Linked DNA regions of Homo sapiens: region 2 is linked to region 1. The links are chromatin loops, found by intact Hi-C in ENCODE. Cell type or tissue: HCT116. All regions are shown on one strand. Links, peaks and the distances in the headings refer to the core of each region. The heading gives the core; the rest is flanking DNA.

Region 1 (5,383 bases), core at 243-5,242:
ATGACCATGACTGCAGCGAATTGGTCACCTGGTCCACGGGTGTGGCCTTAAGCTGTATCCAGTGACCTATGCCTCTTGAGCTTTGGTTTAAAAAGTTAAGCAGAAGTCAAATCTTCCCTCTTGGGAACTCACAATAAAGTGTCACAAAGGAAAGCTTTGATTTTTTATGAGCTGAAACTGAAAAGCCACAGAGCTTCGGGAGCTAGAGTGGCTTTTTTTTTTCTTTTTTTTTCAGCCAGGGGCAACGGGAATAAGCTGAAAAGGCTGGTCCAGAGAGGGTGGTGCTGATTCACTGAGAGGTTAAAAAGCCCCTAGAGGGCCGGGTGTGGTGGCTTATGTCTGTAATCCTGGCACTTTGGGAGGCCAAGGCGGGTGGATCACCTGAGGTCAGGAGTTTGAGACCAGCCTGACAAACATGGTAAAATTCTGTCTCTACTAAATACATAAAAAAAATTAGCTGGGCATAGTGGTGCATGCCTACAATCCCAGCTACTTGGGAGGCTGAGGCGGGAGAATGGCTTGAACCAGGGAGGCAGTGGTTGCAGTGAGCCAAGATTGTGCCATTACACTCCAGCCTGGGCAGCAAGAGCAAAATAAAATTCCATCTAAAAAAAAAAAAGCCCTAGAGAAAGGAGGCAGTGGCTGTTCCCTAGTGCTACTGCTGTAGTTCCAATCCTTTCCAACGCTGTGAGGTTCAGTTGACTCAGGGTGTGGTACACATTTGTTTTTCCTATGAACCATCCTTTTGAATTGTCTTTGAGTAATGAGTAACTTGTCTCTAGTAAATTGACTGTCTGTTTCTTGCAACCAAAATAACAGTGTGGATCAGACTGTGGATCATCAGTATCCTGTCTAATGCTGCTGTGGGTGTTAGTACGTAGACTGTATTCCAAAGTCCCCTACTTCTTTCCTGTTTTAGTAGGGCTCTTACATTACAAGTGGCAGAAAGCCACATCAAACTGGTCTATAAAGGGGAATTTATTGGAAGGGCTGGAGTATCTGATGAAAAAACCAAGTCTGGAAAAGGACAATGGTATTCTTGGGCCTCAGGAACAACTAGAACCGAGAGCTCAAGCCCTGTCAGGACTCTAGCTCTAACTCTTGTCTCTGCTTCTCTCTACATATTTTTTTATAAGTTTAGTTTGTTGTTGTTTTGCTTTGTTTTCAGAGATAAGGTCTCATTCTATCACCCAGGCTGGAGTGCAGTGGCACTCATCATAGCTCACTGCAGCCTTCAAGTCCTGGGCTCAAGGGATCTTCCTGCCTCAGCCTCTCGTGTACCTCGGGACTACAGGTGTACGCCACCATGCCCAGCTTTGAAAAATTCTTGGCTGAGGTCAGTGGCTCACGCCTGTAATCCCAGCACTTTGGGAGGCCAAGGTGGGCAGATCATGAGGTCAGGAGACCTCATGGTTAACCAGGAGACCAGCCTGGTTAACATGGTAAAACCCCGTCTTTACTAAAAATACAAAAATTAGGCCGGGTGTGATGGCTCATGCCTGTAATCCCAACACTTTGGAAGGCTGAGGTGGGCAGATCACGAGGTCAGGAAATCGAGACCATGGTAAAACCATGGTGAAACCCTGTCTCTACTAAAATACAAAAAATTAGCCAGGCATGGTGGCACACTCCAGTAGCCCCAGCTACTCAGGAGGCTGAGGCAGGGGAATTGCTTGAACTCGGGAGGCGGAGCCTGCAGAGAGCTGAGATTGTGCCACTGCACTCCAGCCTGGCGACTGGGCAAGACTCCATCTCGGGGGAAAAAAAATCTTTCTTCTTCATACAGACTAACTTCTATATATATATGATGATCTTTGAGAGCATCCCAATGTCCTAAAGAGACTGTATGGCTTGTTAAAGCATAGGACCTGAGTCAGCTTGAGTCAGGTTGAGCTGGTTTTAAACCCAAGCTAAGCCATCAACTAACAGGGAACTGTTGGCCTTTTAGCTTAACCTTGACTTCTATATAACCGCCCCCCAACCCCATGAGCCTTGATTTCCTTTTCTAGAGGGTGGAGATGAAAAATAGGTGCCTACCTTCCAGGGTTGTTGTGAAGATTATTTATGATAATGTTTATAAAGCATTTAGTTCAGTATCTGGCATTCAGGTTAGTACTTATGACTTTCCTGCCAAATTCAAAACCTCAAAAGCCTTCTCCTTTAAGAACATAGATCTTAGTCTATCTTGATACATCAGCAAGTTGCAGGAGGTGAATTGAATTACAAGGGACCCTGCAGAAGTAAGGCATGCCAGGATCTGATAGCAGCTCTCTGAAGTAGCTCCATTAAACTGTCACTGGAGGGTGCTAATACGCCTGGGGACATTTTAGCAGGCTCTAGCACTGAAACTCACTGCTAGGCTAGGTGCACCCACCCATGGCCACCGGAGGGTGCCAGATCCTCAGGATGGGGAGCTGGCCCAGACACATTCTCAACTGGCCTAGAAGACTGTTCTTGGAGAACTAGCTGAGCTAGGGTAAGCAAGGAGGACCAATCAAGGAGCAGGTGCCTTACTAGCTTATTGGGGGTGCCATGCCAGGCAGGAACTCTGGAGACCTGGGACAAGACTCTAAGCAAACACTGAGCCTCAGGAAATTCTCTACATGGTCTTGGTCTAGGTTGCAGTCTCAAACTATCATGTCAAAGGGATCAAGCTGAAGAATCAGGGAACTGTTTTGTTTGTTTGTTTGTTTTTTGTTTTGAGACGGAGTTTCACTCTTGTTGCCCAGGCTGGAGTGCAATGGTGTGATCTCTGCTCACTGCAACCTCCGCCTCCTGGGTTTAAGCGATTCTCCTGCCTCAGCCTCCCAAGTAACGGATTACAGGCATGCGCCACCATGCCCAGCTAATTTTGTATTTTTAGTAGATATGGGGGTTTCTCCATGTTGGTCAGACTGGTCTCAAACTCCCGACCTCAGGTGATCTGCCCGCCTCGGCCTCCCAAAGTACTAGGATTACAGGCGTGAGCCACCACGCCCTGCTAGAAGAAGGGAAGTGTTAAGACATCAATACAAGAGCGCTGGGGATATTAGGAACCTGATTTGAGTTGAAGAACCTATACGGAAGTCAGACATGGCCAAGAGAGTGAGATAAAGGATGGAGCCCAGAGATATGACCCAAGACAAAGGTAGCAGAGGCCAGGAACCTTTGACAGACCATCTGTCCTGCAGGCTGCCATCTGGGAGGGGTCTGCTTAAAGTGTTGAAGTCATTCAGACTAAACTGTACAATTATTATTTCAGTCTAAAGTAAACTCTACTGATTAACTCAGTTATCCTCTAAGATAATAGATATTAAAACACAAAGGTACTTAATATGCAATTATCTAATGAGTAAAAATGATTTGTCACTTATTATATAAACTGCAGGTCTTTGTGCACCATCAGAAATCTCATTATGGTATAAAGTTGTAGAAAAAAAAGCACTAGTAGTAAAAGTTCAGAGGTGATTTTAAAAACATTTATTGGGCTGCAAAAATATAGAAAATATAGAAAAGGATAAAGAATAAAACAAAAAAATTATTTCTACTCTCATCAATTTTAATTGGTGTTTTTTTTTTAAGAGACGGGGTCTTACTATGTTGCCCAGGCTGGTCTCAAGGGATCTTCCCACCTCGGCCTCCCAAAGTGCTGGGATTACAGGCATGAGCCACTGTTTCAGCCTTTAATTGTTCTTTTAATTTTATTTTAAAAATGTAGTTTATGATTTATTCAGTTTGCTATTTTGCCTTTTTTTTTTTTTTTTTTTTTGAGACAGAGTTTTGCTCTTGTTGCCCAGGCTGGAGTGCAGTGGCACAATCTTGGCTCACTGCAACCTCCGCCTCCATGGTTCAAGCCATTCTCCTGCCTTAGACTCCCGAGTAGTTGGGATTACAGGCACCTGCCACCATGCCCAGCTAATTTTGTATTTTTAGTAGAGACAGGGTTTCTCCATGTTGGTCAGACTGGTCTCGAACTCCTGACTTCAGGTGATCCACCCGCCTCGGTCTCCCAAAGTGCTGGGATTACAGGCGTGAGCCACACTGCACCTGGCCCTATTTTGCCTTTTACACCTACCATTGTCTCATAAGTATCTTTATGTAACAAAATTATTTTTAATGACTGCATATGGGAGCCATGAATTTCATCTATATATATCATAAATTACTATAACACTTTCACCATTGTTGAATATTCAGTTGTTTCCAATTCTAAATTACATTATGATAAATACTTTTGTGCACAAAACTACATTCACATTTCTGATTAGTTTTTTGTTGTTGTTGTTGTTGTTTTGAGAGGAAGTTTCGCTCTTGTTGCCCAGGCTGGAGTGCAATGGCACAATCCCAGCTCACCGCAACCTCTGCCTCCCAGGTTCAAGTGATTCTCCTGCCTCAGCCTCCCAAGTAGCTGGGATTACAGGCATGTGTCGCCATGCCTGGCTAATATTGTAGTTTTAGTAGAGACAGGGTTTCTCCATGTTGGTCAGGCTGGTCTGGAACTCCCGACCTTAGGTGATCCACCTGCCTCGGTCTCCCAAAGTGCTGGGATTACAGGTGTGAGCCACTGTGACTGGCCTCTGATTAGATTCTTAAAATTAGTAGTTCAAAGAGTCTGAGCATTTTTTTTTTCAGATGGAATTTTGCTCTGTTGCCCAAGTTGGAGTACAGTGGTGTGATCTTGGCTCACTGAAACCTCCACTGCCTGGGTTCAAGCAATTCTCCCGCCTCAGCCTCCCTAGTAGCTGGGATTATAGGTGTGCACCACCATGCCTGGCTAATTTTTGCATTTTTAGTAGAGACAGAGTTTCACCATGTTGGCCAGGCTGGTCTTGGACTCCTGATCTCAAGTGATCTGTATGCCTTGGCCTCCCAAAGTGCTGGGATTACAGGCATGAGCCACCACACCCGGCCAGCATTTATTTTTATTATGATAACTTGCTGTAGCTAATATATTTCTTTTATGTAACTGAATTTATTTATTTTGGCATTTTTTTCTATTGACTTAATGATTACAATGTTTTTCTTTAAGAGCAAGATGAATATCATATTTTCTTCTAGTATTTTAAGATGTTATCTTCTTATATTTAATGCTCTAAATCAGCAGGGTTTCCTTCTGAGATATATGAGGTGAGAATTACAGTATTCTTATGGAAAGGCAAAGTACTTGTGACAGGGCTCCCTGCTTGTGGAAAAACAGCCACTGGTCTGGGTAAAGAGGACTCATGGTGTGTCCCGACTTACTCCTGGGTGACTCTAGCTCTATGCTAGGTGCCTGTACTAGGCACTATGAACCGCAGACATTTGGATTTTGCTTTTATTTATTGTAGCTACAGGAGGATTTCCAAGAATAGAAATGTTTCCTCTACTCCCTAGTGTTTTGAAATAGAGAAGTCACCTGGCCATT
Region 2 (5,383 bases), core at 58-5,057, 540 kb after region 1:
ACATCCTCTATGAAACCTTCTCCTATCTCTTTGCATTAAATGAATGTTCTCTTCTTTATACTCCCATGACATGATTCCCACCTTTATTAGCATATTTATCATTTTGTTTTACAATGAGCTGTGTATGTGTACACCTGTTGAATTGAGAGTGCTGTCATACTCACCATCCCGTATGAAAGTCACTTGCAATTCCTCATAAGCCAAAATAGTAGACACTCAAAGTGCTTATTGAATGAATAAAACCCACTTATCTGAATTCACAGAGGTATTAAAGATAATGAATTAGGAAGGGAAAAATGAGATTGCAAGTATGACAGGCATGCTGATTGTAGGGCAACATACAACTCTTAGCAAGAGAAGGATAGCCACATAAAACATAAATAATCAAAAATACCAGTTTGGGATTATTTGCTTTGAAGTTAAATAACCCATTTATTTTGGTAGACCTTGAGGTGGCATTGTTACTGCACAATACAATTGATACTAACAGTAATGACCCAGTATCACTATGAAAGCATTTACAATTTGTTGTACAGAGTGTGTACATCCTTATTCATGGTGGCATGAGGATTATAGCTCAATGTAATAAAATTGACAGTACAGAAATAAGCCCATGTGTCTATAGTCAATGGACTTTTGAAAAAGGTGCCAAGACCATTCCAATGGGGAAAGAATAATCTTTGCAATAAATGGTGCTGCGACAACTGGATATCCATATGCCGGAGAAGTTGGGTCCCTACCTCACACCATATATTGAAACAAACTCAAAATCGATCAAAGACCTAATTGTAGGATCTAAAACTATAAAACTCTTAGAAGAAAACTTAGGTGTCAATCTTTATTACCTTGGATTTAGCAATGGATTCTTAGATATGATACCAAAAGCACAAGCAACAAACAAACAAAAAATAGATAAATTGGACTTTATCGAAGTTAAAAAACTTTGTACATCAAAGGACAGTATTAAGAAAGTGAAAAGGCTGGGCACGGTGGCATATGCTTGTAATCCCAACACTTTGGGAGGCCATAGCCTGGGCAACATAGGGAGCCCCCATTTCTACAAAAAACAAGAAATAAATTAGCTGGGTGTCATGGTAACACGTGCCTGCAGTTCTAGCTACTTGGGAGGCTGAGGCGGGAGGATCACTTGAGCCAGGTAGGTTGAGGCTGCAGTGAGCCATGATCACACCACTGCATTCCAGCCTGAGCAACAGAGCAAGACCTTGTCTCTCACACACAAAGCAACAACAACAAAAAAAAAAAAAAAAGAAAAAAAGAGAGAGAGAAAAAAAGAAAGAAAAAAAAGAAAAAAAGTGAAAAGGCAACCTAAAGAATGAAAGGAAATATTCGCAAATCATTTATCTGATAAGGATCTAGTATTCAGAATATATATTTTAAAAAATCTTACCTTGCAGCAACAACAACAACAAACCCAATTAAAAAATAGGCAAAGGACTTGAATAGGCAGTAGCCAATAAGCACATGAAAAATACTCAGCATCACTTGTTACTATGGAAATGCAAAGCAAAACCACAAGGAGGTACCACTTCACACCCACTGGGATGGGTATAATTTTTAAAAAACAGAAAATACAAGGGCTAGTGAGGGTGTGGAGAAGTTGGAACCCTTGTGTATTGCTTCTGGGAATATAAAATGGTGCAGCTGCTGGGGAAAGCAGTTTGGCAGTTCCTCAGAAAGTTCTAGAATTTCCATGTGATCCAGCAATTCCGCTCCTAAGTACCTACCCAAGAGAATTGAAAATATGTAATCAAACAAAAAATTGTACACAAAACTTCATAGCAGCATTATTCATAACAGCCAAAAGATGGAAACAATTCAAATGTCAATCAACCAATGAGTGGATTTTACAGATGTTAACATTTTGGTATACTGGCTTCAGCAAATTTGGTGTGTATGAATCTGTCCCGTTTATTTTTATATATTTATAACATATTTGAATTTATAAACAATATGTAATATTGCTTTACATAATTTTAAAATTTTTGGCTGAGTGCAGTGGCTCATGCCTGTAATTCCAGCACTTTGGGAGACCAAGGCAGGCTGATCACCTGAGGTTAGGAGTTTGAGACCAGCCTGGGCAACATAGTGAAATTCCGTCTTCACAAAAAATACAAAAATTAGCCGGGTGTGGTGGCTCGTTCCTGTGATCCTGGCTACTCAGGAGGCTGAGGTAGGAGGATCACTGGAGCCCAGGAAGTCGAGGATGCAGTGGGCCGTGATTGCACCACTGCATTCCAGACTGGGTGACAGAGCAAGACCCTGTCTCAAACAAACAAACAAACAAATTCTATAAAAGACATCATACCTATCTCACTGTATTTTGCTTTCTTTCTTCAATATTTTAAATATATTGTAAAATTGTTATGTAATTGTAAGCCATCAAAAGACTTTCACAAATGTCTCATAACTTGATCTCCCTCCCTTGATTGTCCTGCCATCTCCAGTACAGCCCTGTTTAATTATTTGAGCAGTTGAAAATTCTAATAATCAAGGTCATATGTGACATAGTCATAATGCCTTCTGCATGTTTTTCTGTTACAACCGGGATTATAGAATTTAAGCTATAAGACACAAAGCATTAAAAAGTATTGGCAGGATCATAAACATATTTAGTATGTACACACTAAATCTGTAGATATTTAGTATCATTAGGTCAGAACTTACAACAGTTGTATTCTCAGACCAGTCCTTAGCCTTCAACAATATTTGCTTAAGAAACTAATTTTATCAAGGGGAAGCGTAGGTGTTTGACAGTTTTATATATGCTTCAGGTACCCCCATTCACCCCCCAAGTATAGCTACTTTTCATAACCTGTGGACTTCACAAAGGCAACCTCTCTTTTGATGCAGACTGGACATTTGTTCTGGCCTCGAGCGTGACGCATGTCCCTGATCCTCTCCTTTCCTACGTTCCTACTTTTAGTGCTCGACGTTGTCAATTACAAGGCCTCAAAGATTGACTTGAGGTCTGGCTCCAATTAGTATTCTCTGGCACCTGAGCCATTAGGTTAGCAATTCGTTTATGCATCTTTCAGGCTAAATGCACCTCATGACCTCACTCATAACAGTATTTCCCTGGGTGGTATTTCTGTTGTTGATCTTTATGCTTAAATACAGGTTATTATTTTTCCCTGTGAATCACTATGTCCACATAGGTGTGGTTGGTTAGGTAAACACAGAGGAGATACATGAGCTAAAGCTGAACCTGTAGAAACATTCTATTTTCAGTGGTTGTAGTAATGACTTGCACATTTGTAATATCTCTTTTTGGCATTTTTTTGTCGTGGGTATTGAGTCTGGAAGTAAAAAAAACGGAGATAGGTGGAGGTTGGTGAGGAACGCTTCCCACCAACAGATCAAGACATCTAAAGGCCTGGCACAGTGGCTCAGCCCTGTCTTCCTAGCTCTTTGGGAGTCCCAAACAGGAAGATTGGTTGAGCCTAGGAGTTTGAGACCAGCCTGGGCAACATAGTGAGACCCCCATCTCTACCAAAAAAAAAAAAAAAATTAACGGGGTATGGTGGCATGTGCTTGTAGTCCCAGCTACTTGGGAGGCTGGGGCGGGAGGATGGCTTGAGCCCAGGAGTTTAAGGCTGCAGTGAGCGGTGATGGCGCCCTGCACTCCAGCCTGGACAACAGAGCCAGACCCTGTCTTTTTTTTTTTTTTTTAAAGACATCTCAGGTATAGGTTTGCTTTTGAGTAACAAAAATGCACATGAAACACTTAAAAGAAAACAAAGTTACCTCTTAAAGATAGTTCTCAGGTAGATTAGTAACCGTAACTTTGTAATACCTTCCAAAATGTGTTTCTTCTTTGAACTTCTAATTGAAATGAAACCTGGTTTAATTAGCATGTGGCTTCTTGTCTCAGAGATCAACACTTTTAAAAACCAGGTAGAGAAGTCAATTTCAATGTTAATCTAGGGTGTTTGAAATTCCCTTTAGCTTTAAAATGTTTCAAAATATCCAACCTATCAGATCTATAGAAAAACAGATGTTTGTTAAGGAACTTTTCAGCTTGTTTTCACTTCATTTTCATTTTTAGTTTGCATAGACAAAATAGTTCCTAGTGGTAATTGTTTCCAGTGAAAAGAAGTTCAAGGCAAATTGAAAATATTTTTTGAATGAGCTCAAGCGATTTACAATTTATGTAGAATGCAGTATTGCTCATTCTGTACTCTTACTCATAAGTGATATTGTTTGATCATTGTTAGCATGTTAGGTACAAGATCAATGATTTTTGCTTGATAATACCTTGTACTTAAAAGTGTTTTTAGTGTTTATTTATCCTCTGGTTTTAATGTGGTGGAGTCATAATACATAAAAGAGAATATTCACTAGACCCATCTTTTGGGTTACACCCATTAACACAAAAGTTGTAATGTTTTCTAAAATGCCTTCATTTAATTGCCAACTATGCTGAACTTTTCACAAGTCACATCAATAGTGAGTCACTTAAATAAAAATTCACCAGTGTGTACAACAGAACAAAAGAAAGACGCAAAAGAAGTTTCAGCCTCTAGACAGATGTAGAATTTTCAAAAGGCACAAAGAGATAACTTTTTGTCGACTTCTCATCCTATAGAAGAGCTGTAAGAAAAATACTAAAGAGTCTAATACCTTGTAAACATTAATAGAAAACTAGTATTTCAGCAGGTGTGCCTGTTGCTTTTTATACTGAACACGGTAATCCTTTGATCATGTCTCTGAAAAGGTTTTCTTTCCCAGATATGTTGCAGCAACTTTTCTTAAAGGTATAGCTTCAGTTTCTGGAAATTTCTTGACATCTTTATTAGTTTTTGTTTTTTAAAAAAATTCCATAAAAGTAATTTGGAAAGTAATTATTTGCCACTGTGAGAATAATTGTTTTGCTTTTAGAATTTCTCCTGTTTAGATAAATTTACTAACATCTGTTAGCTATATCATACACTAAGATTAAGCTTTATTATAGTCAAAATTATACTTTTTCTTTTTTTTGTAAATGTTCCCAATTTCACTTTTATTTGTAATTTATTTAACATATAACTGTTTAAATTTTTTTTAATTTTATTATTATTATACTTTAAGTTTTAGGGTACATGTGCACAACGTGCAGGTTTGTTACATATGTATACATGTGCCATGTTGGTGTGCTGCACCCATTAACTCGTCATTTAACATTAGGCATATCTCCTAATGCTATCCCTCCCGCCTCCTCCCACCCCACAACAGTCCCCGGTGTGTGATGTTCCCCTTCCTGTGTCCATGTGTTCTCATTGTTCAATTCCCACCTATGAGTGAGAACATGTGGTGTTTGGTTTTTTGTCCTTGCAATAGTCTGCTGAGAATGATGGTTTCCAGCTTCATCCACGTACCTACAAAG

The links. A loop is a pair of places that touch in the nucleus more often than their neighbours do. Peaks named below come from ENCODE experiments on the same cell type or tissue, not always from the same donor. Only the 100,000 strongest peaks of a DNase experiment are listed, where the experiment ranks them.
Region 2: it touches region 1 in a loop (2.5-fold over the local background); 1 of 110 quality-filtered maps calls a loop at or near these places.

Annotation. Positions count from the first base shown.
Region 1 is chr17:62,106,622-62,112,004 of GRCh38, reverse strand. No RefSeq gene overlaps it. Among named protein-coding and RNA genes, the nearest start is that of MED13, 44 kb to the right of the region's middle. RefSeq lists an enhancer at 4,839-5,383. In HCT116, for the core only: a CTCF peak has its summit at 2,343 (motif pointing right); a DNase peak (open chromatin) is centred at 2,344.
Region 2 is chr17:61,566,539-61,571,921 of GRCh38, reverse strand. No RefSeq gene overlaps it. Among named protein-coding and RNA genes, the nearest start is that of NACA2, 22 kb to the left of the region's middle. In HCT116, for the core only: no CTCF peak of the experiment used is centred there; DNase peaks (open chromatin) are centred at 1,491, 2,473, 3,051 and 4,401; H3K4me3 peaks cover 1,291 bases; H3K27ac peaks cover 4,654 bases.